Linked DNA regions of Mus musculus: region 2 is linked to region 1. Evidence: chromatin loops called from intact Hi-C (ENCODE). Cell type or tissue: left cerebral cortex. All regions are shown on one strand. Each heading gives the region's core, and the rest is flanking DNA. Links, peaks and the distances in the headings are about the cores only.

Region 1 (15,919 bases), core at 6,396-11,395:
ACACTCCTTACCTAGTCTTTACCTGGTCATCCATTGGCAGTCCTGGCGGCGTTCAACCAGCCCTTTTACCATTCCTCAGCTGTTCCCCTCTGGTCGTCTCTCCCCTAAATCCCACCCGGTCCTCCTCACCTGATCCTCCAGGATCTTGTTCTCCTGATTGGCCACGGGGATGGCGAACCCATCTTCCCAGTGCAGCTCTGACAAGAACTCACTGCACATGGCGTACGAGGCTCAAAGGAATCACAGACAAGCCACCCAAAACCGTTCCCTGGAGCTCGCAGCCAAGCCTAACCGTCTGTATTCCGCGGCCCTAGCAACAGCCAGGCGCCCTTAGTTACCAAACAGGAAGCACTCAGGCTGGAAGGCGGAACTTCCTTTGAGAATTCCCTTGTCCTTTTTGCAGCCGGTAGAATTTGCTTGCCTGTGTCTGTGAGGCACAGCTCTCTTTGCACGGATAGATACACTCCCAGGACTTCCAAAACGTGCAAATCTGGAAGCTCGGGTGCTCCAGAGGACCACAAAGTTCGGGGATGGAAGGCATAGGCTCCTGGGGTGCCAGGATGGTGGACTACAGGATAGCAGGATGGACGACCACCAGATTGAGGGATAGTATAATACCCAAAAGTGGCTTCAGATTTGTTCTTAAGTCATATATAAGGGACCATGATCTGGGAACACAGATCCAGGCTGCCCCAAATAGCATGTTCTCGCATGGAAACTTGCTTCACTACGTTTTTGTAATTGCAGAAGAAAAGGAAGCAATAAATCAAGGCATTTTTCCAATGCATTGATGAAAACATCACCAAAGACTGTTAGTATTGGGTTTGAGATGGAAGCTGAGAAAACTCACTTTAGAGATGGAAATTTAAAAATTAAGGCTTTATTTTCTGAGTGCTCAGGGAGGCAGCCAGTTTGGGATCTGAACCACGTACGGGGTGGGAGATTATACAGCATTGTTATAGGATGGTAACACAATTCAAAGTGGGGAGCTGGTGGGAACTGCAGCGTTATCCAATTGTATTTTGACATTATGTGTTAAACATGGGAGTACCTGTTGGGAGACTGAGCCTGTACAGAGCACCTGGCTTCAAGGTCCTTAATTCATTCTCCAAGACATTAGGTCCAGAGCTAAGAGTGATAAGGGGACAAAGACGCTGGCAGGAGCATATGAACTTGTTTAACCCTGCCAGCAAGACAGAGAAGTTGTGCCTGAGATGTCTAGACTCAACCGTTTACAACAGAAGATGTTCAGCTATGGGGAAGCCCCTGGCTTCCCTGGGATCTGGGACCTTGAATTTACTTTATCCCTATGATTAAATGGAGTCTGAAAACGAAATGGTACTGCCTGGAGTAAGTTTCCTTTGCTTCTTCCCAACAACAGCATAGTTGGGAAGTCAGTGCTATCCATAGGTTTCAAATACTATCTGGTGACATTCATAGCTTTGGGGTTGGTGAAAGCTAGTGGTTTGCTAAGTTAGTACAGCCCAACAAGCATTACCTGGTCAAATGGGCAATGAACGGCTGGCTATTAAGGAGACTAAAGATAGCTCAAGATAATTTGGCTCTGGGTTTCCAACTCTACACCATCGAAGTTCTGATCAAGTCAGTCAGCTTTAACATAAGAGCAGAACGGCATCCACAGCAAGATGCTCACAGCACAACACTCCTACCTACGGCCCATCCAAAAGGTGAGCTGACAAACATAATATCCCAACTGCCTTCCCAGTGCCAGTTGCTGAGTTGTGTGTGTTCCACACACTAAGCCAGGGAGAATAGTATGCACTGGTATTTGAAAAGTTAATTCACTTCTTAAATTCTTTCTGATTGCTATGAATCTTTGCCAGGTTCAACCCAAGCCCAATTGTGGCAGGCCAGGCACCCAACCAGCACAGCAGTACAGCTCCAACAGCTGGCTCTTGCCATTGCCCTATGGCCTCTCTAGAGGCATCCCCTACAGGACTTCTGGTGTCAGGGGCTAAAGGCAGTAATTGTAGCATCTCAATTATCTACAGCAAGAGTCAGGGACAAGAAGGAGATGATGCAGGGTATCATGGCTAGCTCTGTGGGCCAGCTGTTATAATGTGTACCCTGTTCCCCCAAAAGGAAGCATAGCTAAAGGCAGCTCTAGGACACCTCACATGATTAACCCTACAACCTTCTAGTTCTGCAGAGGTGGCAGCTTAAAGACCAGCATCCAAAGCTAGTATAGAGAAAATATACACCAGAAATTCTCCAACTTCCTCCCTCCTCCCCACAATCTCTCCTAACACAGATTGATACACAATAAACAACCTGTGTGCAGGACACAATAAACAACCGTGAAGTTTGTTTAGCTGAGATAAAGAGCACAGAATGGTTTGTTCCTGGTGATTAGCATGACCTAACAGGACTGAGCTGTGTTAGGCAGTGCTCCACTGCTGGACCTCCTTTGCTACCCCCTGGGATGGGAGCCTTCAGGCAGGTACCTCCTCCTGGCTCTGCACACCCACAGAGCAGTCACTGCAGTCACTTGCTCCTGGGGCACTTGTCAACCACTGTCTCTTTGGTCTTGTTAACTGGATTTTCTTTTCTCCTGTCACAAGTGAAGACATATCTCAGGGGTTTTCTCTTTTAGATTCTTGAAGAGTCAGGTTTCACAGCATACCAGAGCTGAAAGAGGCCTTCAAATACAACCCAGCCAAGTACTTTATATATCTGCAATGCGGGAAGGTCATTTGATTCTTTCCTTCTTTAGAAAGAACAGTTGACTTCTTTCTCTTTTTTTATCTATAGTAAACTCTACATGTGTCTATTTGGATAGGTGGTGTATATGCAAATATTTGTTATATTTAGACTATCGACAATTATCAGTAACAGACGTGTAGCCCAGCGATGTAACAGCTGACTGACTGTGCAGTTCTTTTTTCCGTTGAACTCTTGCAGGGCCTGTAAGTATTTCTCTGACTCGTTGGTGTGATGGCAGCCCAGTGTCAAAACCTGGCCCACTCCAGTCTTTACTGTACAGTCTTGACCATGTGCTGCTGTTCTGGTCCTCAGCAACTTTCTGCCAGTCCCATGTTGGGATCTGTAGACAAAAGCTAACACACTGCTTTGTTCATTTTACCAGCTTTACAAAGGAAAAACCAAAAAATCAAACAACAATAACTTACCAGACATTAGACTATTTATACATAGTTAGTATTGAGTTTTATTTATATCCATGTTTAAATTGTGAATGTCTGTACCTGCACACATGCTTTCCACAGATAAATGGTATAGGGAAAAGAACACTGGCTTTTGAAAAGGTTTCTGAGCAGGGGACATACCCAATGCTTCTCACGGGTTAGATATTCCTCTACTCCCATGCTACGTACCCACCAGAATGTTGCTTTTGATGATAGATAATACCACAGTGAATTCTAACTTAGCTAATCCTACTGTTACCTTGCTGAATTTAGTTTTATAGTTTCTTCCTTATATTAATTTTTTAGAATTCTATACAATATATTTTGTTCCTATTCATCCACAATGCTATTTCTTCTTATTGTTATTTAAGATGTAAACTCACTATGGCATGAACTCACGGTGATCCTGTCTCAGCCTCCAAGTGATGGAATTACAGATGTGCACTACTCTGCCTAGCCAGTGCTATGACTTTTAACCTTTAATTAATTTGTATGAACTGCACTTATTTCTTCTGGATAATGTGTTTGCTGTGTTGGTGAACATGATTAAGGAGACCGTGCTCTGGAAGCCTCCAGAGTTGACCTCATAGCCACCTGGGAGGCCCGTTTCCCAGGCGCCATGTCTTCAAGTGCTTCTTCATTCACCTCGTTAAGTCTGTACTTTTTTTGAGATGGACTTCTTTGAGATGTGGCAGCCAGGGACTTGAGTACAGTGCATGGTGTGAGCTCCATCTTCTTTATTTTGCATCTTGGTAAGTGTGGACATGGTAACCTAGCCAACATGAATCCTGATTATGCCCAGGCTTCATACAAAACACCCTGCACATGTCTAGACTCCATACTGGAGACAGCATACTGTCAGAATCATGACCATCCCTTGGAAATCTCTAAGATCCCTAAGGGCAGCTCATGAAGAAAGAGGTCCTGTGCACCACTAAGGTTGCTGCTGCTTCCTGCAGCCACAGTACACCAGGCCTCAGGGAAAAGGAGCTCGGTTACAAGGCCTGGCAAATGGAGGCACCTGCTTAATTGGCTGTAGGTTGAACGAGTAAGCTCATTTATGAGTGAGTCTCATTACCTTAAAATACAGTATTTTTTCACACAGATTCAACCCACTACTAAATTTGCCAACTTTATCTTCAAAATATGTCCGTCACATTTGATCAGCCGCTGCTGTTCTAGAATCAGAAAGTGCTTTGCGTCAGCGTTCACTTATTTAAAGTCTCTCCCTTTATCTAAGCACCATGTTGACCTTGGTCAAAGTTATTCAGTTTCCAATAACAGTAACAAAGTACCTGAGATAATCAACTTAAGGAGAGGGAAGGGTTATTTTGGGGTAATAGTAAGAAATTTCACCCCACATTAGATTAGTCCTGTAACTTTGGGGCCTGTGGAAGGCAGTGCCCCACTGGGATTGCCTGTGGAAGCAGCTGTTCCCTTCATTACATCAAGGAAGTATAAGAAAGAGAGCTAAGAGTGGCCAGGACCCAGTGAGTAAGGCAAGCGTAGGGTGTAGCTTAGCAACCCGACTCCACTTGGCTTAGACACTGTGCATCTTGTCAGTGTTCTGACAAGTCACTGGGAAACCCAGGACCCTCATTTGCATGTGCTATGTTCACACGCTCTTTCCTGAACAATGCACATAGCCACCTGTTAGAACCCAGGATGTTCATCTGCATTGATGTGTGTACACCCTCTTGTCTAAGAATAAGTTCTATCCATAATAGCCATCAAATTTAGATGGTTTCCATTCTGACAGATTTCTAATGCATATGAGGATAGGAGGGCTGGCTTGGCATAAACTGGTTTGGAGTGCATGTACAGTAGGGCAAACCGTGTCCTCGAGGTGAGATTTTTTAGGGAGAATCTCTGGTCTACTGTCTATGGCTATGCATAACTGGTCATGGGAAGGAGCGTGAACACTGAGCAAGGGCTTCCATCATCCAAGGCAAACACCCCAACTATGCCCCTAGACACTGACTTTCTCTTGAACCCCAAAATAGCCAAAAGCAATAATCAGGCCCTGAGTACCCCCATCTATGTAGCCCAATGTCAGTCTTGACAGTGCATCTAAACTAAACTGTCACCTTGCTTTGAAGTCACCTGGCTAAAATTCTGTGCCTTGATATCAACCCTTTGAATAAGAGACCAAAAACCTGGACACAGCTGGCCCAGGCCTGTCAATTGACAACATGTTTGGGAAGCCAGCCAGGAGGGGAGGAAACACACTCCTTCCTGTCTTATTGACCATTTCTCACTGCATTTTTTTTTCATTTTGATGTCTGTGGTGACAGTTGGCCTAACTAGCCAGCTTTGTCAGAGAGCTGTCAGTCCACTTAGGTGTGCCACATCAGTTCATGGGCATTGTGCTATCTTTATGTTTTGTTTTGTGCCCTGGGAAGAAACTTTGTGACAAAATCTGTGGCCCTTCCATTAATGTCCTCAGAATAAATTACGTGCTATTCTTGACATATGTAATTGTAAGCTGCGTGTATGTGTGTAATGTGTGTGTCTGTGAGTTGCTAACTGCACATAGGGTGTGGCGTGCATGCGGAGGGCAGAGAACAACTTTCAGGATTCAGGTCTCACTTTCCACTGTGGGACCTAGGGAACAACCTCCCGTTGTATAGTTTGCACAGCAGGTACTCTTACTCACTGTGCTGAATTGCCAGTGTGGAAATTATTTAAAAAAAAAATGTTTGTTTGATTGTTTGTTGAGCCAAGGTTTCTCTATTATGATCTTCTGGGACTTGTGTAGACTAGAGTGGTCTCCGGCTCACAGGAGACCTGCCTCTGCTGGGATTAAAGGTGTTCACCCCCACATCCCTGCGTGTATGTGTGTGTGTGTGTGTACGTTTGTATGTCACGGACAGAGGTCAAAGACAACTTTGAGAAGTTGGTTCTTTCCTCCCACAAGGTGGGTCCTAGGGATGGACCTCAGGTCATCAGGCTTAGCAGCTGTCTTCCTAAAACACTGGGATATCTTGGCCAGGACCCGGCTCATCTGTGGTGATTTGAATAAGGACAGCCTCCCTAGGCTCAGATACTTGAATGCTTAGTCCAGAGGAAGTGGAACTCTTTGATAGGATTAGGGGACCAGGGGTGGCCTTCTGAAGGAAATGTGTCACTGGGAGTGTTTGTTTGTTTGTTTGTTTGTTTGTTTGTTTGTTTTTCGAGACAGGGTTTCTCTGTGTAGCCCTGGCTGTCCTGGAACTCACTCTGTAGACCAGGCTGGCCTCCAACTCAGAAATCCGCCTGCCTCTGCCTCCCAAGTGCTGGGATTAAAGGCGTGCGCCACCATGCCCCAGCTCATTGGGAGTTTTTAAAAGCTTTGAAAAAAACTTTTTCAAAAACTTTGAAGTTTTCAAAAGCCCACACCCAGCCCAGAGTTTTCCTCTTTCTCCCTCTCAGCCTGTGGTCAAGATGTAGCTCTCAGCTGCTGCTCTAGTAGCATGTGTGCCACCATGCTCCCTCCATGGCGATAAGGGATCAGGCCCCTGAAACTGTGAGCCAGCTCCCAATTAAATGAGTTCTTTTATAGGAGTTTCCTTGGTCGTGGTGTCTCTTGACAGCAATAGAACACTGACTGAGACATTGTCATTAAATGGGGCTGTCCCAAGGACTTTCACTGAAATTATGTTGGATGTGGAGGAGACTTTAAGAGCTTATTAAGTTGTCTCACCACACAGAAATGTACATATCTCCATTTATTGAGATCTTCTTTTATATAGTTCTTCATATAGTTGTACCTGAGTAAACTGAGAATCAATCCACAGCAGAATTAGAAAAACACTCTAAGATTGTCTGAGTGCAAGGTGTGTACAGAATTACACATTAGCTGGTGTGTGAGGCTGTGCAGCCTGTCGCAGGGTGGAAGATGAAGTACATGCCCGTAGGAGACTGTCATAAAGCCAATGACTTCTGTGTTGCATGTGTTTGGTGGCTCTTGTCCAGTGACTAGCACTCTGTGAAATATGTCCTTCACACAAGCCATATCCATGTTTTTTTTCTGGGCGCATTAGTGTGGGTTCCAAGCTCTTATCACAGAGCATTAACCTCAATGTAGAGAAGCTGCAGGATCTCCGATGGCAATGGAATTGTTCCAGTCATAGTTTCCGGTTCCTGTTAACATCTTAATCATTGCTGAGCTAGTGAACGGGGTGACCTAAATATATTCTTTTCTCATAAAAATTGGCTATAGTTCTATTTAAAGAAAACATTTTTTGATGAAGAAAAACAATAAAAAGACTTCTCTAATGACTGATTTTTTTTTCCAGGACATAGGACCAAACCCAGGGCACTGCACATGGAGGATACGTGCTCTGTCACCTAACTCCATCCAGGCTCTAATCACATACTTCCTGATATCTTTTCTGAACTACATAGTCACAGGATTTCTTTTTCCAGTGTCAGCCACTGCTCTGCAGAAGTACTAAGTACCTGAGTGCAGTCCGTGTATGTTTATGTTCAATGATGAAATTAGGTAACAGTGAGCTGTGTGTGTATCACAGTGTTGTGTGTACATGTGAAGGTAGGTATGTAGGTATGCATGAATATGTGTGTGCATTGGGTATGGGTGTATGCACACATGCCAAGGACTAGCCTCAGCTTGGAAAGGGGTTCTGAGAGAAGGGGTGTCTGGGAGTGTTGAAAACAAACAACTTAAAGTCAAATTATGGGTTCAAGCTGAAGGCATATGTCCCCCTCAAGACAGCTTGCTGGATTTGCCCTCTCTATGTTCTGCTTTCTCTGGAGATCTCCAGACAGCTCTCTGCTTAAGACAGCTTTTCAGACTTTTCTGTATTCTTTTCTACTCTAGACAGCTTTTTTTTTTCTGTACTAAAAATTCTCTGGATAGCTCATCTCTTGCACATCAAAAGCCCAGTTATTGATTTCGATATCAATTCAGTCTTTACCCCAGTTCCCTTTTGATTACCCCATGAGCCAGCATCCCATTACCACAGCCCTTGATTCTTAGAAGACAGCAAGCACTTTTAAAAAAAAATTGCGAAAGAATTCAGAGATCTGCCTACCTCTACTAACCACAGACAATAAGCTAGCTGGGTAGGACCCTGCTCTAAAATTTCTACAATGCCTGGGCCTAACCTTGCTCTGTCCCAGGCTAACCCTGAACTCAGAAATCTTCTTGCTCTTGTAAGCATAAACAAAAACCTTAACTGGGTGGGATATCCTTCAATCATCACTTCCTAAATCTCTTCATCTCCTTCCTAAGTATCTTTCTGACAGGTTGGCACACAGCACCCTGCTTTTGTTCCTTTAGATTTGTGAAGTCCCTCATATAATTCACATTGCATCATTATTTTTGCATAGTTGAAAAATTATATATTTTTGGATTCAAGTTTTTTGAGCTCTTTTCCACAGCCTTAAGGACTGTCCTGAAGGTCCCAGTGTTTACCATTTTGCTGGGAAATTAGTCACACCTTACCTTCCAGATTCATACTGTCTGATTATCATGGAGTCATTAACATTAACAGGGAGGACATTCCCTGAAGGAGAGATGTGAAAATTTTCTGTACATTATTATTCAAACAAACCATATTCCCACAACAGCCATTGACACTCCTGAAAGGCCATGCCTGCTGGCACAGAACCCAGGGACAGAAACTATGTCATTTCACCTTTACCAAGGTCATGCCCAACTCAGCATACAGATATATATGTGTGTGTACATGTGTGTCTGTCAGTATGTATGTATATAAACTTCTGTGCATATTTGTGTATGTGCATGAATCTGTGTATATACAAATGTGTATGTGTGTATGAGTGTATATGTGTACTGTGTACATGTGTGTATACCTATATCTATGCATGTATATATGTGTGTGTGCATGTATGTATGTATATGTTTGCATGTGTATCTATATATATATGTGTGTGTTTGTATAGTCAGCTATGTAGATGTATGACTATAAACAATATCTAACAATGTCCTCTGACTTTTTCCTAAAACCAGGGATAGAAGAGTTGTTTATATTAAAGTCTTCCCAACATTCATAAACTAGAGTCTGAGGTGTGAGTAAGCCAGTCCTCTGTGAGTCTGGCCTACTCAGCAGTTCACTGCTGGTGGAAATGTGTGTTCTGCTGGTCTCACTTTGCTGGAATCCAGCAGATGGTGCTACATATCTGTATATGTAAGGCACCACAGATGCCTTTTCCCCTTTTATCTTTTTCTTGGTGTTGTCCGCTCCAAAGTTTCATGAAAGTCTGCTAGTACAATGAAGACCATTAGTCCCAACATCTGGGCCAACACATCTGGATGCAACATTGGAGATGAACTTGAAAAGTCCCTCCCCCAAATAACTGTGGATCAAATAGTAACCCAGCAGCCTGCTATCATCTTCTCTTTGACTCCACATTACAAATACCTGAGTGCAGGAAGCATAGTCCAATCCCTCTTACTTTTCCAAATGTCACAGCTGACATTGCCATAAAGCAGCCACAGTCAAGGTAATAATTATAAACAAAATGTAAGCTTAATAACACAACATGTAAATCAACTTATAAATCAATCTTCTACAGAGATTACATATATTTCAACTTTGCAACCATATAAAATTTTGTAAACACAAACCAGTGATTAAACTAACCACATCTAAAAATGTTCATTATGAATTCTCAAAGACCAAATGCTTTAGAGAAGTAATGGCAGTGTGCAGAAATAGAAATCACAGATAACCCTTATCACCTAGGAATCCATAATTAATTAATTGATGTTACTTACTGACTCTAAACAGGACTAGGAAATGAAACATATAATTTGAACCAGAAGTTATGCATGTTGCCTTCTGTTATCTGGAGGGTTTGTAGCATGCAATTATTCAACACTGTCAAGAGGTTGTGAGAATATCATCCTACTGTAAATTAAGAATAAGGTGGCGTCAACTGATTATTTCCCTACTGCCACTATTTTGATTTGCTTCTCTGTGATATGATTTCATAAAGTGAGCTCTTTGAAAATTCTTTCACTCTTTTTCAGTGTATCAAAAGAGAAAGCAAGCAGTAGCTAGTATGAGTGCCAGTCACGAGGCAGGTATTCAGTCTACTCACCAGAGGCTTAATGAAATGAGTTCACTCAGTAGACTAGACTCCTTTATGGATTCTGTTTTTATACAGACACAGTGACTTGGGAGCAACAATTCCTGTGACCACATGTCTTCTGTGTTCCTCTTTACCCATCTCTTCATTTAAGTTTTTTTTTTTTTTTTTTTTTTTTTTTTTTTACCAGCTAGTGAACAAGCTCAGACAGGCTTGCACAGGTGAGGAGTTGGGTGTTGCAGGAGACAGACAGACAGATACAGAGAGAATATTACCTGACCTGTGTTAGAATCAGCCTTTCTTATCCCCCCCCCACACACACACACTCTCTGTCTCTCTGACTCTGTTTCTCTGTCTCTCTCTCCCTATCTCTGTCTCTGTCTCTTTGTCTCAGAGGCAGCATTTCACTATGTAGCTCTGGCCTGGAACTTGCTGCCTAAGGATAAAAGGCATGAACCCAGACCTAGCTATCCTCACTTTTTGAGGTTCTTCAACATTAACACAATCTTCCTTCTTGTCTTAACTAGGGTTTCTACTGCTTTGATGAAACATCATGACCATCAAAACAACTTGAGAAGGAAAGGGTTGACTTGGCTTATACTTGCTTATCATTGTTCAACAAAGGAAGTCAGGACAGGAACTCAAGCAGGGCAGGCACCTGGAAGCAGGAGCTGTTGCAGAGGCCATGGAGGCATTCTGTTTACTGGCTTGCTCCCCATGGCTTCTTTAGCCTGCTTTAACACAGAACCACCTGCCAGAAATGGCCCCACCTACAATGGTCTGGGTCCTTCCACATCAGTCACTAGATAAGAACATAACCTACTGGCTTGCCTACAGCCTGATCTTATTGAGATATTTTCTCAATTGAGGCTCCCTCTTCCCCAATGACTCTAGCTTATGTCGAGTTGACATAAAGTAGCCAGCACACTGCTCCAAGGCCATCAACTAGAGAACTGACCATGGGAGTGGCCCCTGGCCAGTCTCAAACCTTCCATAGAAGACCTCTGATGCCATCTTCATATCTCAGCCATGATGGGTTTCTTTAATCCTCACACCTCATGCCACCTGCTCCCCAGGGCTTCTAAGCTTGGTTTGACCCTTATGGACTGGGTCCTACCTGATCCCAGCTTTGCCTTTCATTCTCTCCAGCTCTTTCTTTGTAGCCCAGATCAGTTTGTTTGTTTGTTTGTTTGTTTCTGTTCAAGCTCTACTTCACATTAGCCTTGGTACATGTGTTCATCCAGCTCAGCTCCTGCCAGGCTGCTCTGTCCTGAGTTTGCTTCACCAGCATCACTGTACTTATTAAACTCCTGTTCTCAGGGTCCTCTGCTCCATGGCTAAGAGTTCAGGTCAGGGAGGACTGGCTTATCTAGGTGTGGCTTCTCAGCACTGTCAACATTCATTCATTCCTTGTGATGAAGATCACTGATCACCAACAATATGTCAGGTACATTGTCTGATGTCAGTGACACACATCTGTGAGCAAAATAGACTAGAAGCTGCCTCCACAACCCAGGAACATTTTCACCCAGGCACTAGAGCTGTGTAAGGAGAGCCTGACTGTACTAAACCTTGTAACCGTAAGCAGCCTCCACAACCCACCCCAGCTACAGTGGTAGACTTTCTCAGAACTGTTCCCACAAACAAGGCAGCATTTTCAATATGAGCCTATGAAATGCTGCTGACCCTCAGGCCTCACCTGAGTCTTCATGAGATGCTTTGTGGACAACCAGGATCTAGGATCCTGTGTTTTGATCCATTCCCTGATGTGCTAGTGACATGCCTGGCCCAACCCAGATCACTGTGCTAGAGGAATCGAGAAGACCTGAGTTCCCCTGAGTCAGTGGGAAACAAGTTACTGTTGCTGCAGAGGTGGATTTGAACTGCTTCCAGAACCTTTGTTAAGCACTCACAGAGTGCTCACCAAGCAGGGTGGGGCTTTGTCTTGATGGGGGAAGAAATGAGGGCCAAGGAGCAACCTAGGAAGAAAGGTTCTTGCCCAAAACCTGGGTTTATAGTAAAAGTCCCTGCAGTGGAAAGGGGATCGAGAGGGGCTACAAAATAATCCAATTCTGCAGCTAGAGAAAATACCCAAGGAGCTAAAGGAATCTGCAACCCTGTAGGTGGAACAACATTATGAACTAACCAGTACCCTGGAGCTCTTGACTCTAGCTGCATATGTATCAAAAGATGGCCTAGTTGGCCATCACTGGAAAGAGAGACCCATTGGACTTGCAAACTTTATATGCCCCAGTACAGAGGAATGCCAGGGCCAAAAAGTGGGAGTGGGTGGGTAGGGGGGTAGGGGAGGTATGGGGGACTTTTGGGATAGCAATGGAAATGTAAATGAGGAAAATACCTAATTTTAAAAAAAGAAAAAAAATGATAACAGGAAAAACAAATCCAATCCTGCTAGGCACAGGGAGGCATTTGCACCAGAGAGGCTCATGATAAGACAGGAAAGGTTGAAAGGTACCAGATCACACTTTTTCCCCCTTACAAGCAGGAAAATTGAGTAGTGTTAAATTGGGGGAAAATGGGAAAGAGGTCACATGATAATGATCTAAGCTCAGAGAAGGAAAAGGGGAAGAGGTCCTATTCTGTGGGTGTTTGAAAGTAAGACAAAGCAAGATAATGATCTTCCAGCCCTATGGAAAGTCTCCAGTTTCCAGTCCCAAATCTTCCAGCCAAATGCATGATGAATAGCACGGTGCTTACAACCTCCCAAGGATTACTTTGCAAGAGTGTTTTTGCCTCACGTTTTAGATGCTCATATGTCTTCTGGTCATCAGAATTATGTTACCACCAACAGGCACCTGGAAGTATTCATGTACATCATCAGTGGTACCTCCAGGCTTCAGCATGGAGACAGAAAGACCAGGGATAGGAAGTGATAGTGTGTGTTGTCCTGTGGTGTCCAGCATTTAGGATGAAGAACACTGCAGAGGGTGTTTTACTCTCATTAGTTCCCTTCAGTCTAATACAATCTTTTTCTTGGGAGAATTACACAGGAAGGAAGCTGCTACTCCTCCTGGTCCAGTCTGTGCCTCTTGGAATCTTTATTCTGTTGGCTGTATCCTGCCACAAGCCAAACAACTTATGCAGTTCATTTTCTTCTCCAAGACGGACTTTCATTTCCTCTTATGCTTATAGCATTGTCTCATTCCCAACTCCTCTGTAAATGAGTTTCTCCAGTATCAGTGAAAATTCCAAAGATATCAACCAGTTTATCCTTTCAGTGAAGTTCATTGTAGCGTGACTAGGAACACTAGAAGAAAGGGAGAGGGAGGGAGGGATGAACAGAGTGAGAGAAGAAGAGAGAAAGAGAGAGAATGAGATTAGCCAACAGTTTTCTTTTATGAACAAGAAAATTGGCTGTTTTCCTATTAGCATATGAGGAACCTAGGACTGTCCCTTGTTGTCAAGGTAACAGCTATTCCTTGGGTAGCTGCAATAGAAAAGAAGCCAAAGTGATCTTTGTAAGATCAATTTTTTTTAAAATCATCAAATCATAGAAAGAACAGAACCCTGAGAGTTGCCCAGTGTATTCCTGTCTCTAGTGAAGACCCACTAAGATAATTTGATACCCTCCACCCTAAAAGTCCTCTCTCAAACACATGGGAAGGACTTGAGTGAGTTTCTTTGTAATCATCCGTGATGTCTTACAATGCATGCTACAAATAATGTTTTTCATAAAAATTTCCAGTGTTTCACAACAGCAGCTGGGAGCTCTCTTCCCACCATTCCATTCTTGGTAAATAAATAAATGAATAAATGAATGAATGAATGAATGAATGAATGAATGAATAAATAAATAAATAAATAAATAGTAACTATACTCTTTGCTCTGCCTTAAGTTTCTCAAGATGACTAAAGCCAGGCCTAAAGACACACTCTAAAGTCAGTGTCTTTCAGTCACTGGCACTGACCCATGGAAAGTTCTATCCAACTTAAGACCATTGCTGAGGAGGGACTCAGGCCTGAAGTCTTCAGAGAAGGCAGGCTTTGCTTCATTCCACACCTCGCTCAACTACTTAAGCATCTTGAGGAAGTTCTCCCGGAACCATGTTCCTGGTCAGGGTCATTTGTTCTTTGGGTCTTCACAAGATGAAAACACATCTTGTTGCTTGACTTGAGCATCCATTTCTTTTGCACATGGCACCAACCAACGGTCCTGCACACGGTGCTTTTCCTTTGCATATCCACTGCTTCGTTTTTCCCTTGTGTTATGTTGTGTTCTCCCCCTCTCTCTTTCAAAATAGCCCCCCCCCCCCAATCTTGAGGACAATTTTCACGAGCATTCTTGGTCCCAATGTGCACGTCACTGTTAATACTTGCTGGATACGTCTTCCTAAAATGTCTGTTCTGGTTGACCAGCCCTAACAAGTGAATAACTTAGAGCCAGGTACTTCTTTTTGCCCACTGGGTGTCCCTTGTCATTTGACCTTGGTGCTTCAAGGATGCAGGCCTTGACCTCTGAGTGTCCTTTTCTTTCAAGTGAAAGGACTCAGAACAAAGACCAGCAACCTGGTTTGATCTTTCTCTCTCTCTCTCTCTCTCTCTCTCTCTCTCTCTCTCTCTCTCTCTCTCTCTCTCTCTTTCTAAGTCATGTGACCCCCTCTGTCTGTGCCATCTCATCTCAGCCTCTCAACTTTTCTACCGGGTAGATACTTACCATCACCTCATTTTACACAAAACAGAGAAGAAGTTTAACATATTTAAATTATGTCACCAAGTATTTTATTTACTTTCGTATCAGTGTGATAAAACATCATGACCAAGGCAGCTTACAGAAATATGGAAGGACTTTTTTTTGGAATTATGGTTCAGAGTGAATTATCAGAGATAATATTCTATCACCATCATCACAGGAAAGTGTGGCAGCAGCTGAAAGCTCACTTCTCCAACCACAGACAGGAAACAGATGTCTGAGAATATGGTACACATCTTATTAAAACCAGCACACCAAGAAAACATAAAACACAGCCAGGTTTAGGGAGGGGAATGGCTGGCCTTTCATACTCTCCAATCATAACTCTAACGCTGTCACTTAGGGAAGGACATGGGTATTAGGGTGTTTAAATGTGACTGTTAAGGCTGGCAAGGTGACTCAGAGGATAAGAACACTGACCGTACTTCCAAAAGACTTGAGTTTGAGTTTTAGCACCATTTATAACATCAGTTCCAAAGGATCTTTTGCCTTTGTCTGGCCATGTCAGGCACCACACATATGTGGTACATAGAAAAACATGGAGGAAAAGCACTCACACACAAAAAATTAAATAAATCTAAAGTAAAAAAAAAAAATTAAAGGTAACTATCTTTGCTCCAAGACCTACTTTTTCACTTACAAACACCAACATCATATTTTCTGTGTTCTAACCTCCTCTGAGATATTTAAAAACAAAGGCTGTGGCACGACCCTGAGGTCAGTACTAATGTCTCTATTTCATAGAAAGGAGAGTCCACTAGCTCCAACATCTCACAGTGTTATAAAATGAAGCTCAACTGTAGTTGCAAACTCTAGTCCTTATTGCTAGACTCTCCACTAATAAGAGAATAAGTAATTCCTGCATTTTAGGAATGAATTCTTGGGAAAGTGAATGGACATATAGAAGACATTCCTATCTCTGTTTATAGAGTCAAAATTGTGGAAAACGTTCCCGGTGGGTGGCAGGCTGGGAAATCTCAAGGGTTCT
Region 2 (15,919 bases), core at 3,688-8,687, 360 kb after region 1:
CAGAGGTGCATAGTGGCTAATGAACATACACCATCCTGTGATAAAAAACAAAAAACAAAACAAAACAACAACAATAACAACAACAACAAAACCACCCAGGAAAAAGCAACTTAAGAGGGAATGGGTTGCTTTCGGCTCACAGTTCATGGTATAGTCAGTCCACTCTGCTGAGGAAGTCAAGTGGCAAGACTTGGAGCATCTCATCACATTTCATCCAAAGTCAGGAAATAGCAATGGCTATTTGTACGAATCCCCAGCTACAGTGAGCTCAAGGTCAGGGCTGGAGAGGTAACTGCTAGTAAGGTGCTTGTTGCACACGTGTGAGGCTCTGAGTTCCGTCTCTAGCACTCATGGAGAGATGTTTGGTACAGCAGCAAGCACACTTGTAATCTCAGTGCTGGAGGTGAAGAGAACGGAGGATCCTGGGTAACTATCTAGCCAACCACTGAGGTCAAGATTTAGTGAGACAGCCTGTCTTTCAAAAGAGTATAGGTGGACAGTGACTGAAAAAGATATCTAATGTCAATGTCTTGGTTCCTGTTCTGTTGCTGTGAAGAGACACCAGGCCCAAGGCAACGCTTTTAAAAGAAAACATTTAATTGAGCACTTGCTTGCAGTATCTGAGGTTTAGTCATAGCAGGGAACATGACAGAATGCAGGCAGGTGCTGGATCAGTAGCTAAGAGCTATATTGTGATATAGGCAGAGTGAGACTCCCAGCTTGGCATGGATTTTTAAACCCTCAAAGCCCACTCCCAGAGACACACTCCCTTCAATGCCAGCACTCCTCCTGATCCTTCTAATCCTTTCAAATGCTGCAACTCCCTGATGACTAAGCATTTAAATACACAAGCCTATGGGGGCCATTCTTCTTCAAACAACCCTAGTCTGCCTCTGGTTTCTACATGTATGTGTAGACATGTGCACTGGCATATACACGTACATGTGAACATGGACTTAAACATGGCACACAGAAGAAAAGCAAAAATAAAATAAAATTTAAAAAAAGGAAAAGAAAGCAGCAGGCTGTCAGAAGTTTATAATAAAGCAAGATTGGGTGTCCTCAGTGGTTGGATCCTGTCACAGCTTGAGTTTCTGAAGGAAGCCTTAAGAATGAATGACAAATAAAGTCAGAGAGATGGGGAGGGAGTAGCGAGTGTGGAACACCTCATGCTGAAGAAATGCTGGCGGTACTTAGGGGTGCCAGATGAATTTACACACCATTGTGGGGTACAGTACTCATGAATGTGGGTAGACTGTGTTAGAGAGCAAACCCTTGAAAAGTCATATTACAATTCCCCTTGTTTTGAAATGACTTTATGGGGTAAATTAAATTCAACAACTGTGTGTTTAAGGACAACTTAATCCCTGTTCCTCCCTCCACAGCCCCATCCCTTCCCTGTTTACACCCAATGAACCCTCTTTCCATGCTGGAACTAGCTCCCCTTGTCTGTGTGTGCTTCCTGGCTTTATCCTGGGGTCCCCAGTCCGCTCCCGGGGAGGTGTAGCTTGCACCCAGTCTCCCTACTTGTGATGCTGAGCAATAATTCAATCCTAGTCTGTTGCTGTTCGCTTTGTTACCCCACCACCAACCACAGCATCCTCCTTTTGAAACTTGGCAGATTTAGTTTTTAGTTCCTTCCCCAGTGCTTAAGATCTTACTGTCCTGATTCTCCTGCATGTGTCGCCCACCCCGACCCCACAATCTCTTTTGGATTGAAGCTAGCACAGACACACATATACACTAGGAAGTGCTCCACATCTGGTTCATATTCCCAGCTTTTCAGGTTCTCTTTATTTCTTATGGCTTCTTCTTTTGTCTTATTAATCCACTCTGCCTTGCTTGTCCTATGCCATTTCCAGCATTCTCTCTTCTGCAACTTAGGGCTGAATATTTTTCTTCCCTTTTCCTTGTTACTTTGCTCTGAAATTCTCCCTTCCTTTTTTACTTCTCCCAAATCTATTAACTTTCCCCTATTGTTCAACAGAAGACCTTCTCATCCGTCTGTCGCAGCCCCAGCAGGTCCTCATTCACGCTGCCTTACCTCCACCTTCCTCCTTGACCCTCTGCTGAGTAATTTCTTCTTGCACTCTGCACTCAACTCCTGCTGACCCCGAGGTTCTAATGGCTTCCTCTTGGGAAAACTGGATGGGTTTTCATGGTCTTTATCTGTCCTAATAATTATAACTCACACTTCTGAAGCAAGGTAGAACTTTTTTCTTTTAAGAAACTCACAAAACATCTTCTGGGTAGGTTAGTGTGCACATCTTTTGCATGTTTTATGAATCTTTTGCTTATTTGGGTTGTAAAAAAAAAGATTAGTGTTCTCTCTTCTGAAACTCAGGGCTGAATAAACCTCTTTCCCTTTCTTGTTGCTTTTCTCCAAATTCTCTCTTTATTTTTAATTTTAGCTCTTGCTCTTTTGCAGACTTTGGTGTATATGTAGCCTATGGTTATGTACGTGTGTATGTGTGTGTGTATGTGTGTGTGTGTCCACATTTGGAGGTATCCTCAGTTGCTTCTCACTTATGTGCTTTGTGATGGAGTCTCACTGAGCCTGGGAGTCGCTGATCTGGCAGACAAGCTGCCAGCAAGTTCCAGGCCTCCATCTGCCTCAGTCTCTCCAATAATGGGATTATGGGTACCTGGCTTCTTATGTGGGTGCTAGGGATCTAAAGTCCAGAGCTTCTGTTGTGTGACAGACATTTTACCCACTGGCTCCTCATCCTAGTCTCCTGCATTTCTAATAGCTGTCCTTGTAGGAATGTCAATATTTCAAATAGTTGCAAATGCTCAATATATGACTGATGAACACAGCTGTCTCAGGGTTTCATTGCTGTTAAGAGACACCATGACCAAGGCAACTCTTACAATAGCAAATATTTAATTGGGGCTGGCTTGCAGTTTCAGAGGTTCAGTCCATTATCATCATGGTAGGAAGCATGGCATTGTGTAGGCAGACTTGGTGCTGGAGGAGGAGCTGAGAGTTCTGCATCTTGATCTGAAGGCAGCCAGGACACTGTCAGGAGAAGGCTCTTTTCCACAATGGGTGGAGCTTGAGGACATTTCCTCCAACAAAGCCACACCCACTCCAACAAGGCTACACCTTCTAATAGTGTCACTTCCCATGGGTCAAGCATATTCAGACTACCACAATAGCCATGGTTCTTTTCCCTGGAGAAATGGTGTCTTAGTATTGTTAGCCACGTCTCCTCCAGAATCCCTCTAACTCTAACTAACTTAGCAGTATGATTGAGCAATATAAAAGTATAATTAAAAAAAAATTTTTAGTTATTTTATTTCTTGTAAACATACTTACAACTTCCCGAAATTCACATTTGGTTGGAAATAAGAACTTTGAATGTTTCTGAATTAAGTTGGAAAGACTATAAGTTACTTTCAAAATTCCAGTTAATTAAACAATTATATTAGTGATTTGGCTCCACGTGGATAGCCAGTGCTTTCCTGCCCATGTTTGTTCTTGACAGGTTTGAATTGTGAGCAATGAGAAGTACCAAGCTTTGGTGATGGGAAAAGTGGGTTAGAAAGCATGAAGCTTGGATCTTTGTCACAAAAGCCAGATGCCAGGGTGCACCCAGGTTCCTCTGACTCCCCCTTGGAGGCTTATCTTACTGCCTAATAACGTTATTTAAATATAGATTTCTTCGTTCATGAGGACGGTGCTGAAAATAGTGTTTTGACTAATAAAACAGAGGAGACAAAGAATTCAGAGACAAAGACAATGTGTGTACTGACTGACGGGTGTCATTTTAATAGCATAATTACTTGATAAGTACTTTACACGATGCAGTTACTGCTCTTCAGCCTTACCGAGGTGTTGAATTGTATCAAGTACAGTCAAAAATCAGGGCAAATCTGTGCCCTGCAGCATTTTAGGGGACTTATCCTTGTTGAGTCATTAAATGACCCTTGTAAGGGTGGTGTGTGTGTGTGTGTGTGTGTGTGTTTGTATACACATGAGTGCTCAGGCTCACATGTACTTTTGTGCACATGTATGAGTGTGTACATGAGAGCAGTGTTCAGGCTTACATGTACTTGTGTTCATGTGTGTGTGTACATGGGTGCTCAGACTCACATGTACTTGTGTGAACATGAGTGTGACGGCTAGGTACTTCTCTCAGTCACTCTCCACCTTGTGTTTTGAGACAGTCTCTTAGGGAGCCTGGAGCCTACCGACTTGGCTAGACTGGTTGGTCTGCAAGGCCCAGGAATCTTGCCCTCTCTGCCACCCCAAGGCTAGGGTTATAGATGCATACTATGTCTGGCTTTTCAAGTGGGTGCCAGGGGATCTGAACTCCAGTCCTCACGCTTGCAGAGCAAGCACTTCACTGACCTACCCCTTACGTGGCCCTTTATATAAAGCAGAGAGCTCAGCGAGAGTGCCCCCCTTACACCAACCCAGGTTGCTTCCTGATTCAGTGCTCACCAGGAAACTGTCAAACTGGGTATACTTTAGAGTAGAAAAATTATTGCAACTCCCCCATCCCAGAATTATGGATAATTAGCAAAAGTCAAGATATGTAATTCATTTAATACTCTACCCAGATTTTGCAACTGGCAACATCCTTTAGAACATATAGCCTCAACACAGTGTCTACCTTTGACTTACGGTAGTCCCAAAGGCATGATGAGAAAACACTCATTCGTCAGACTCACTGCCTGTGGAAAGGCACTGAGTTTAGACTGAACCTAACCAGCCTGGCCCCTCAAGGCTACAATGATCATTACAAAAAACTCTAGGAGGCTTCAACCCCCTATTAACCCACCAAAATTTTTTACTGAGCATTATTTCATGCAAATAATCTGCCGTAAACTGAAGGCAAGCGAGTGAGTGAACATCTTTAGTCTGCTGCAGGTAAAGGGTGTTTATGAATTTTACATCACAGAGGGTTCAACTCTACAGAGTTTTTAAGCTCCTATTAAGCAGGATAACAGGGAGAGTACACCCACTCAGGCCAGGAAGTTCATGAGGAGGGCTCAGGGGAGGCTTCTTGGAAAAGGTGGTGCTCACCCTGATACACATGATGGCTGAGTGAAGACAGAATATTTTGAGTTGAGAAGGACACATGTGAAGTCCCAGAGATGACAGAATGTGGCACACTCAGCACAGACTATTGAGGGAGAGGAGAATGAGGACAAACATTGACAAACAGCCTAAAGTATGACAGGGGGTCCTCATGAACGAGACCTTCATCCTAAAGGGAAAAGAGGCCTGTGCATTCGAATGAAGGGAGACATAGACGTATTTGTATTTTACAGAGATTACCACAGTTAGAGAGAGCAAGGGCGGGGCTAGAAAACAAAGGTTGACCAGGAGTCTTGAGTCACGTAGGTAAGAAATGATGGTGACAGAGAATGGGAACTTGGGATGGTGCGGGTGCCACATAGGTGCAGAACTAGTAGAGTATGATATTTGAATGTTGGATGCCAACAGGGAAGAATAGGGTGGAGCAGGGTTGTGTGTGTGTGTGTGTGTGTGTGTGTGTGTGTGTGTGTGTGTGTGTGTGTGTGATAAATAACCAGTCAAGTTCCATGACTGAAATGACTTTAAATTAGTATGCAAGGGCTGAGGTGGCCTGCTGCTCTCTGGAGGTCATCAGGGCAGTTTCTCGTGGACCAGTTAGAGGAACAGAGTCACAAAGTCTTGACATTGGTGTTTCTGCTTCAGAACTATCTCCACCTCTGTGGGTGATTACTTTCAAAAGGAGTTGGAATTGAAGCAGTGGATGATTCCCAGGTCTTCTGTCATAGTTGGAAAGGAGGGTGTGGGTGAGTGGTCAGCTTGGCAATGCATCTTGTGAACAGGCAGGACACTACAGAACCAGGTTGTCAGAGGGAGGGCCTGTCCTTAAGCAGTTGTTACAAGTAAGGTGAAAGTAAAGTGGGTTTAGTTTATTCGCAGATGTAGTCACAGATGGGAGAGTCTAGGGGTGCTACAAAACAGGAGTAAAGCAGGTGACATGGGCTAGACTCCTTTTCCAAACAACAGACCCACACAGGCAGAGTTATAGTGACAGAGGGCTGAGGCTGGGAGCTGGGAGCTGCCGTGGGTCTGGCACAGAGCCTTAGGGTGTGTGCTGTTTTGGATAGTCTCGAGAACCCAGGGCTAGCTGTGTTCACAAGGCCACTGAAAGCCAACACCCATGGTATATCTAGGGTATCTAAGGCTCTCATTTTCTACATGAAGTTTGGGGAGCAGCTGTGTTAAAAGTGTCAATCTACTCATGAGTAAGCTACTTCCGTTTTGTAGGGAATCATGAGTAGAATAAGGACTTATAAATTATGTAGAGAAAGCTGCTTTCCAAACAAAGGAAATGAGTCGTCTAAGGGATCTTGGGGTCAGGAGAATCTTGGGAGAGACTGGTAGTAAGAGATTGCTGGGCCAGTCAGTGGCAGTTGAAACTTCTTTGTGGGGCCTTAGGGACAATTCCAGGAAAGCCCTTCTAAGTGCTTGCCCTGGTAGGACAATGTTCTGATAAGGAATCAGTTGGGCAGGGAATAGCTTCTGGAGTCAGGCTTAGGAGACAAAGCTTTCTCTTGCTGGTGTGTTCTGACTTGGATGTGGAAGCTGGTGCTGATTTCAGCAAATGGATGCCTGCAAGTATCAGATGGCCTGACTTCCTGCTCATCTTCCAGCGTGGGTGTCTGTACGAATGAGTTCTTGTCTTTCCTTGCTTCTGTGGTGTAGGTGTGAGTTAAAGCCTGAGCACACACACCCTGCACCACACATCAGCTGTTGTCCGAGGATGTCAGAGGGTTGGTGCTCTCTGCAGAACCTCTCTGTTGGAAGTAGACTGGTACCCCATCACTCATCCCTGCTGGTTCTGGATGCATCCTCCTCAGGGACATCCCTGGGATGTGGCTTGGGTATATTTTGTGGCACGGGCCTGTCAATGATCGCTCTCTTCATGGCTAGAAAGCTAGGGGATTCCCTGTGCAAGACAGTAGAGCCACAGAGCTCCCTGCTCCATACTCTTAGGGAAAGTTGAGGTAAGAGTTATCTTTGCTCTCATTTCCAAAGAATAATTAGCTCTAGATTTCTTTCAAATGCCTCGCCTTCAGCAAACAGTCAAGGTGGACAGAATCATTTCCAAGAAACATGGGATGACAACATTCTGGCCAGGACCATTCCAGAGCATGGCATACACAGTCATACACCTAGTATTGGGGACCATTCTTCCCGCACAAAGGTCACTTTCCTGAGCCAGTGCTCAGCCATCCGACCACCTTTGCAGCATGGCTTGGGCTGTTCCCCTAAGAGTGCTGAAGGAGTCTCCTTCCATGTCATCTGACCTTGATTGGATTTATGCAGCAGCTTCAAGGACACAATGTGCTGCCTTTCCTGTCAGAAAACGTATCGGTTTGGCTCTGTGGCTCTCTGCTTGAGAGACAACTCTAAAATTACTGTGGGGCAATGGTTGGCTCTAATCCTGAAGATTTGGGGCCTTTGACAGAAGACAGGGATGATTAATGGCAGCAGGAATGGCCTAGATGTGCGTGGATGGTGTCACTGAACACTTAGCAGAATGAACAGATTTTTGGCTCCTATATATTTAAAAAAAAATACCCTCATATTAAAGACTTTATGCGACTCTGCAAATGTCCCAAAGGGGTAAAAATTCAAACCAAACCTCCGTTACTCATCCATTTCACCATCTAATAGCCTTAAAACACCCTCAGATGTTCTATATGCACAGAAAGAGAATTGTGTTCATAGCTCAGGTTATTCATTGCAAATGGCTCTGGCATTGAGAAGGGAGTTTGAGCAGTGTACCTTTAGGTCATTCTCCTGACAGGAATGGATGTCTGTGCAGCATCCCTATAAACCATGTCCATAGTTTCAATTTCTCTCTCTCTCTCTCTCTCTCTCTCTCTCTCTCTCTCTCTCTCTCTCTCTCTCTCTCTCCCTGTCACTCTGTCTCTCTCTTTCTTTCTCTCTCTCTGTTTCTCTGTCTCTGTCTCTCTCTGTATGTAGATTATAATCTAACAACCTGAGTGATCCAGGCTCAGAAGCATACAAGAGAATTTTGTAGAATTCTAATGCCGCATGGAATTGTGGGGAGAAGGGTGTGCTGATATTAGACTTGGGATGCAGGAAACTAAATGAGTTCTGCAGTTTCTCCTCTCTCTTTTCCGCCACAGTTTTGTATGAGGTTATGAAGTCCCCCCTGATACGGGGCATATCATACTTCTGGAACTTATTGACCGTGGAGTCTTCTTTTCAAGGAGCAGCCAAGGGGTCTGATTCCTATGAAATGCATTTTGAGAATCTTGGAGTCGAATCCAGTCATCATGTCCAGAGCCGCTAGAATGATGGGCAGGACAGAGCCACCTGGGCATAATGTAATACTATGTGTTTGTCAACTGCAATTATCCAGTGCAAAAGTACCAAGATAAATAGCTCTTTCTCATGACCTACTCTGAGTTCCTCCTGCTTCCAGGATGGAGTAAGACAGGCGGGTAGTGAGAGATGCTGGTAGTGTGCAGAGCAATGGGTCTGGAAACAGCTAATGATATCCAGAGAAGCTGTGTGAGCCCATCCACCCCCAGCCTGGCTCAAGATTTGCCAGTGGAGTTGGAACACTCCAATAAAGGACCACATAGAAGAGCTGCTGTGTTCTCACTGCCTGTGGAGCCAAGCTCCAAAAAGGACTCTACTTACTGTCTTCCAGAAGTACAGTGTCTTTAATAACTGACACAAAGCAAGGGAAAAGGAAAGCACGGATGCATACTCTCCTCTGTGTTTGCACTTAGTGTTAACATTAAATGATGGGTTTAATGGGTGGGCTTGAGGGTGGACTGTCTTCAAGTGAAGTGATATGACCATGTCTTAGGGGAACATGGAAGACAGGCTCTGGCTTCCATAAGAGCTTACATGTGGGCGCTCAGGCTTGAAGCTGGACGGCTGTTTTCTGGTTTAAAAACTGCAAAGATGTTCAAAGTATGTGGGGGTCACAGGACAATCTCTACCTCCCATCCTCACAGGAAGCATGCAGAGTTCCTGTCTCTCACACCCAAGCCATCACCTCACCCCACATAACCCCAAGTGATGATCTTGTGACTTTTTCTCCAGTGCTCCCCTGGGAAACTTCACTCTTTGCCTCTCTTACTTCCCAAAGCAAGGGAGGCTTCTCTTGCTAGGTGATGCCGTACTTGTACTTGCAAAGGTTTTCGTCTCGGACCCAGTTTAGCTCTTGAGTTTTTCAAGAAGATGAAGGGCACGGGCTGTTTTCCTTACAATCCAGATTAGGTGCCTGCATTGTGGTACGGGTGTGATCGCTGTTGCGTGGAAGCAATATGCCTCTCTAGCCCTTTTATCTAACACTGTGTTGAAGTGGGTGTCGACTGCAAAGGCAACTTCATTTCTCTGTGGCCAGAATGTGACAGTGGCTGGGATGGAACAAGTCAGCCATGCGTGAGGTGACTCAGGGACCTCCTGGCACCTCTGTTGGCAGTCGAGTCACCCTTCAGTGAGTCTAAGAATCCCAGGAGGAAATTCTCCTACAGAGGCAACCTGGGCATACCAACTATAGTCTTTTTTTTTTTTTTTCCTGTTTTTGTTTTACTTTACATGAATGTGTCAGGTCATCTTGAGAGAATTCTAGTTGTTCACTACTGTTCATTTCTTCTTGTCAGCGAGGACATCTCAGTCCAAGACCTCAGTGAAATCAAGAATTAATTCCTGTATTTCATTATCCACGATACTGCTTTCATGGTTGCTTTGGAACTTGAAAGGGAGATAAAAGGAGTGTTTCACAGAGGCACTAATACACCTGCTAGTAATTAACTGTTATTAAATCTGCATTTCTTACATTTCTAGGGTTGGTTGATTTTTTACCCTTAATATTTAGGCATTTTCAAAGTGGGCTGGCATGGAGTTTAATTAGAACGCTGTGTATTTTTTTTCTGTACCTCATTTTATTTGGGATTTGTTTCTGGTTAAACAGGGGTTAAAATACACGGCTCGTGGATGCTCAACTTTTAAAAATCAGAAAAAAAAAATACAATTAGCTGGGCCATTCCTGCCTAGTTAACTATAATTAAATGAATACAAGGAAAAACTAAATATCTCAGCCTGACATGAAAATTTCAAAACAATTCAGGTTTTATACCATTGTCTCATGCTCTTATTCAGTGGTCCGAAATGGCAGGATTTTTCCTTCCTTTCATACTTATTTAATGAATAATCAGAGTGACAGAGAGAATGTAGTAAGCAACCACTACTTAGAGAGGGACTTCTGGCCACCACAGGTCCTCAGGGCTCTGGGATTTTAGCTCCTCATCCCAAGCTTTCAGGAAAGATCTGTTCTCTAGTCAGAAATGGGGACAGAGAATGACTGTCATTCTTAGACTTCTCGAGGTTTCTCTGGGAAGGGAGAGGGTTAGTTCCACACGGGAAGGCAGAGGTGTGTGGGAAGACAGGAGAAGCCGATCTGAGGCCAAAGTAGAGAGCAAATGTATAGGACGTGTTTCGGTCTGATAACAATGGCTCTTCTAATTCCAGAGACAAAACCTGCATTGGAATCTCACTCTGTAAATGGACAGACAGACTATGTGTGCGCAGTGGTGTTAACTGTCAGAGAGCAGGGAAGCCCAGTGGTTATGATTTGGGTTTGGGTCCACGTGTGACATTTCTTATGCTCACAGAGGGGATAGGGTGGCAAGAACTGTTCCCACATTTGAAGGGTTAGTGAGAAAATAGATCCTTTCTTTCTGAGTGAGAGAAGGCCCGTATATGTCTCAGACTGCATAGGCTGTGCTCTCTGGATAGCTGGGCTTTACGGTGGCTCTTGGTCAGATTCTGTCATGGGTCTGTAGATAGAGTTCTGATCCTAATCCAGGTATGTAGTTGGTCAGTGGCTGTAATGACCTGTCAATCTCCTTCAAATACTTAGGGTTTAAATCAGAGTCCTAAGATAAAATAATAAAGCTGCATTACCCTGGAAGGTCTATAATGGCATGTTCAGAAAGCCGTGTATTGGCCAAAGAATGCTTCATTACGAAAGAACAGGTTTTTGTGATATGAGGTACACTGTGGTGGAATGAGTTGGCTTTCCTGCAGGAAGCACAACATACAAAGATCTTCCTTTATTTGTGCTTTTTATCCTGTGTGGTTTCAGTTTCTGCAGTCAACCGTGATCATAAAATATTAAGCTGAATAATTCCAGAGATAAGCAATTTAAAAGCTCTAATTTGGGTGCTATTTCTAATTTTATAATGCAATTTACTTCTCTTCGATCCCTGTAACACTAATCTGATGCTCGTAGCATATCTGTTAGGTACACTACCACCCCGTCTGTCCATCACCCATAGCCGTTAGACCCGCCAGACGTTCACAGTACCTCTTAGTATTTCTGTTACGGTAAAATGCTTCAAAAAGCACAGGTACAATGCCAGTGAGCAGGTCAGCTCCTGGGGCTGGTACTGTATGCAGGGCTGCCAGGCACAAACGGGCATGGTGTTCTGCTTCCATTCTCCAGCGATGCTTTAAGGCATATCTCTAGGGACAAGGAGGGAGGGATGACCTTGTTATCCAGTGTGTACAGACAGAAAGTAAGCATGGAGAAAGAGGGACTCCCTGACAGACAGCTGTTTCTAGCTTTTCATTTTAAGTCAATATAAGCAGAAATTTGAAGCTGTTCTGGACAAGGCCAGACTGTAGCGGTAGTTAGCTACACCGCTTTGGTTCCCGGTGGGTTGCACGCTCGCAGGGAGCAATCTGGATTCACAAAGGAAACAACACACACACACACACACACACACACACACACACACACACACACACCAGTTAATTTTTGACATGCCATGACTAGTTCAAAGGCTGGACACTCTTTAACCTTCCCCTGCTGGCAAATGCTCCGATCCGGTACTCCTGAGATGCCTAAACTCTCCCCTGCGACGCCCAGGCCCAATCAGAGAAGTGGCCAGTGGCCACTTACCCGAATTCTTACATGGCAGGTTGGCTTTCTCTTCTGCAGCTCTAAATCTGACCTGTCTCCCTCTGAATCCTGGCAATTCTCCTTTCTTCCTTCAAGTTCCTAGCCCCCACCTACAATCCAAAGGTTCTGCCTCAGACTACCTGCTCAGCCATTGGCTCTTTATTGATTGATCAAAACCTAATTAGGAACAAGGACCTTTAGTGTTCACAGATTCCAAATTTTGGGGACCGGATTAATTCAAAGCATTTGAACCAATCCCCAACACCAGACAGTAGCACTTGACAAAGGAAATGCTTCTGCTATGGAGAGAGAGAGAAAAGCAAAGTAAAGGAGAGGCCACCTGACCCATTATTAGACTTTTAGTGTAGAAGGGAGATGGAGACTACTCTGTCCATTTTATAGATGGGAAAGTAAAGCCCACAGTCACTAGTTATCACACTTGAGGTTTTACAGCTAATTAAGATAGGTCCTGACCCAAATTGAGGCTTTTTAAGGGGGTGTGACATTGAAGATATGATTTTTCTGTATAGCCTTAGCTGTCCTGGAATTTGCTCTGTAGACCAGGCTGGCCTCAAACTCATGAGATCTGCCTTCCTCTGCCTCCTGAGTGCTGGGATTTAAGGTGTGTGCCACCATTGCTCAGTAAACCAAGGCGTTTCTGATTCCAAAATGGTTGCTTTCATTCTGAATATAGTAATATAGAGATGATAAATGGTAGAGAAGTAGTTATAGAAACTTAAAGTCTCCTTGAGAAAATAAGATGGCTGCTTTTATTCTCCAGCGATGAGATTTGAATGAGTAGTGTTCCCAATGGGTCATGTATTTGAACAATTAGTGCCTGGTTGGTTGGTGGTACTGTCTGGGGGAAGCTAGGGGACCTTTAAAAGGTACAGCCTTGCTAGAGGAAGTACATCAGTAGTGGCAGGCTCTAAGTGTTTAGAGTCTCACTTCCTGTTGTTCTCTCTACTTCCTTCGAGTGCAAAAAATGTGACCGGCCAGCTTTCCGTTCCTGCCCATGTCATGTCATGTCATGTCATATCATGCCATGTCATGTCATGGCTTCCCTACCCTGGTGGGCTCTTTTCCCTTGGAACTGTAAGCCAAAACACATTTCTTTCTTCTCTGACTTGCTTTTGGTTATGCTGTTTTATTATAGCAACAGAAAAGCAACTAATACAGAAACTGGTAACAGGAAAGTGGGCTATGGCTACAGAGAACCTGGCCATGTTGTTTTGTGCAGGAGTGCACAAGATGCTGGGATTTTAGATTGGAGAAGCCGCTGGGTAGTGTCAGCAGAGCTCAGTGGGTCATTCTTATATGAACCTGGAAGAAGTTAGTGTTGATGCTGACAGCAGAACTCAGCAGGAAAGCTCCAGATGCCTTAGAGGAGAACAGGGGTCTATCAACTACGGAGACACAGGGCATTCTTTGATATTTTTGGCAAAGAATCTGGCTATATTCTGCCCATGTCCTGAGAATTTGCATGAGGCAGAGGAGATTTCTTTTTTTTTTTTAAATATTTTTTATTACATATTTTCCTCAATTACATTTCCAATGCTACCCCAAAAGTCCCCCATACCCTCCCCCCCACTTCCCTACCCACCCACTCCCCCTTTTTGGCCCTGGCGTTCCCCTGTACTGGGGCATATACAGTTTGCGTGTCCAATGGGCCTCTCTTTCCAGTGATGGCCACAGAGGAGATTTCAAGGCAACATAGCACAGCATCTATGGTGTGGCTAATGCTGATTAATCTTAGCTCAGGTCTGTAATGAAAAAAAAGCAGCAGGTGGTGCAGAGAGAAATAAAAACAGTGCAGCTAAGAAAGGAAAGGGCACCAGGAACCTTACAATTGTGGTGGTCATGTGCGGAAAAGGAGCCTCTAACAGTCAAAGAGATTACTGTCGCTAATGAGAAGCAAGGTGCCCTGAGCTAAAGTCCCTCTCAGCCACTCACTATTCATTGCTTCTAGAAATCAACTGCATAAGTTGTTGTAGCTGTGAGTGGTCCAAGAGCTGTGTGTGCTCAAGTTGGCAGCCTTGCTTGGCAGTGTTGCCCACATTGTGCTGGTTTTAGAAAGAAGAAAGATGTGAGATTGTGGAGGGTCTTGTCCCCTACCCTCTTGGTTTCAGAGAGCGACTGGGGCCAGGTAATGTGTGACATTACCCAAGCCCTTGAGCAGAGATCCTGAGATGCCATTGCATGAAGTTGTAACGATGGAGGTTGGGTTGCAGTAAATGCTCTAAGATATCAAAGGTGCTGGGCTCATGCGGCATCTGCAAAGGAGAGCTGAATACAAGGCCTAGAACCAGCCCAAGAGAGAGATCTGTGCATCGCAGGAGGAACAGAACCATCTAAGCTCTTTGAAACGAAGTCTCAGACATTGGACTTGGAGCTATAGGATTGGAGCTTGCTCTGCTGGGTTTTGTTCTTGCTTTGGTCCAGTCTTACCTCACTGTTCCATGATACAGAAAAGTATATTCCATGGCATTGTTTATTGGGAATATGTAGTCTTTAAATTGCACAGTGGCTCACAGTTAAGAGCTTGCCCTGGGTTTCAGGAGAGACTTTGGACTTTTGAATGATGTTGAGACTGTTACGAACTGTGGAGACTTCTAGAGTTGGACTAAACACATTTTGCATCATGAGGTGACTAGGGAGTAGATTATGGTTGTTTCAATGAGAAATGGCTTCAGTGGGCTCATACATTTGAACACTTGGTCCCCAATCTGTGCTGCTGTTGGGGGGGCGTTCTGGAATCTTTAGGAGGTCAGCCTGACTGAGATATAAAAAGTGTTCCCTCAAGTAACAGCTTATATCCCAACCCATTTTGCCTGTCCATAAGGCCTCAAAAAAAAAAAATACAGTTAACCTCTCTAATCCCCAGTCTTCCAAAATTTGGGGACATGGAAGTTAAGGAGAGTAAAACAGGAAAAATATTTTAAAATACTAAGATAGTAAAATAAAATTGATCAATGCAGGAATAGACACTGGATTCTAATTTTAAAACTACGTGTAATACAATCAAGAAGTCTGAGTATAAACTGGGTATTAGATGATTAAAAGCTACTGTCAGCCTTATGAAGGGTGATATATCTAACCACAGAAAGATGCTTTTATTCTAAAAATGGTAAGGTCCACACTCTGAATCTCCCACTTTGTGCATTGGGCTAGTTGGACCTTCACAGCATTGTTTATTTTCTTAATATTGATATTGTCCTAAATGTATGGTGGAGGTTCTGGTCCCATGCTTAGAGTTAGAAAGTTCATTAAATTCCAGGTCAAATTTGTTTTAAGAAAAAAAAAATCTCATTTCCCAGGGTTTCCCATCACGGATCACAACAGTTTCCTGTCAGATCTTCAAGCTGCTGCCATGATTTCAGGGAGCACTTTTTATGTCTGAGTCACAAGGTGTGGGTGCTCCTATGTGGTGGGTACTTGGCTAGCATGCATGAAGGCCTGGGTTTGGTATTCAGTACCAAAAAGACAGTTATAAGATGATTTTGTGATTTTTATCATCCTTTTTGCATTAGCTTAGATTCCTCTTTAAAGATGTCTAAACAGCAACTCCCAATTATCCTGAAACACAGCTTGTAGAAGTGGGGAGACATGTAGGTGATGGTCCTTTACTCGCCAGCTTTAGATTACTGAGTTGGTACCTTCCCAGCCTTCAGTGGTGGTCAGTGAACCCGTCTCAACATCATTAACAATACACACACACACGTAGCATATAAATAAGGGCCAATCACTACTGCTTTTAAGGCCAATAAGAGTTCATAATATTCTCTCCTGTGTCCTTTTTTAAAAAAAAAAAAGATTTATTTTTAGTTCTTGATTATAGAGGTGAGACAGAGGAGGGAGAGGGAGATGTAGAGGGAGTGGGGAAGTAAGGGGAGGGGAAGAGGAAGGGGAAGGAGGAAGGTAGGGGGAGGGAAAGGGAAGGGGGTGGGAGAATGCATGTA

What was found. A loop is a pair of places that touch in the nucleus more often than their neighbours do. Peaks named below come from ENCODE experiments on the same cell type or tissue, not always from the same donor. Only the 100,000 strongest peaks of a DNase experiment are listed, where the experiment ranks them.
Region 2: a loop joins it to region 1, with 2.3 times the contacts of the local background. A loop is called at or near these places in 2 of 42 quality-filtered maps.

Annotation. Positions count from the first base shown.
Region 1 is chr3:33,843,976-33,859,894 of GRCm38, forward strand. It overlaps Ccdc39 (coiled-coil domain containing 39), which reads right to left and starts at 335. Exons shown (of 20, transcript NM_026222.2): 1 at 130-335. The coding sequence starts at 219. In left cerebral cortex, for the core only: a CTCF peak has its summit at 9,290 (motif pointing right); a DNase peak (open chromatin) is centred at 9,290.
Region 2 is chr3:34,210,669-34,226,587 of GRCm38, forward strand. No RefSeq gene overlaps it. Among named protein-coding and RNA genes, the nearest start is that of Gm52623, 48 kb to the right of the region's middle. In left cerebral cortex, for the core only: no CTCF peak of the experiment used is centred there; a DNase peak (open chromatin) is centred at 6,653.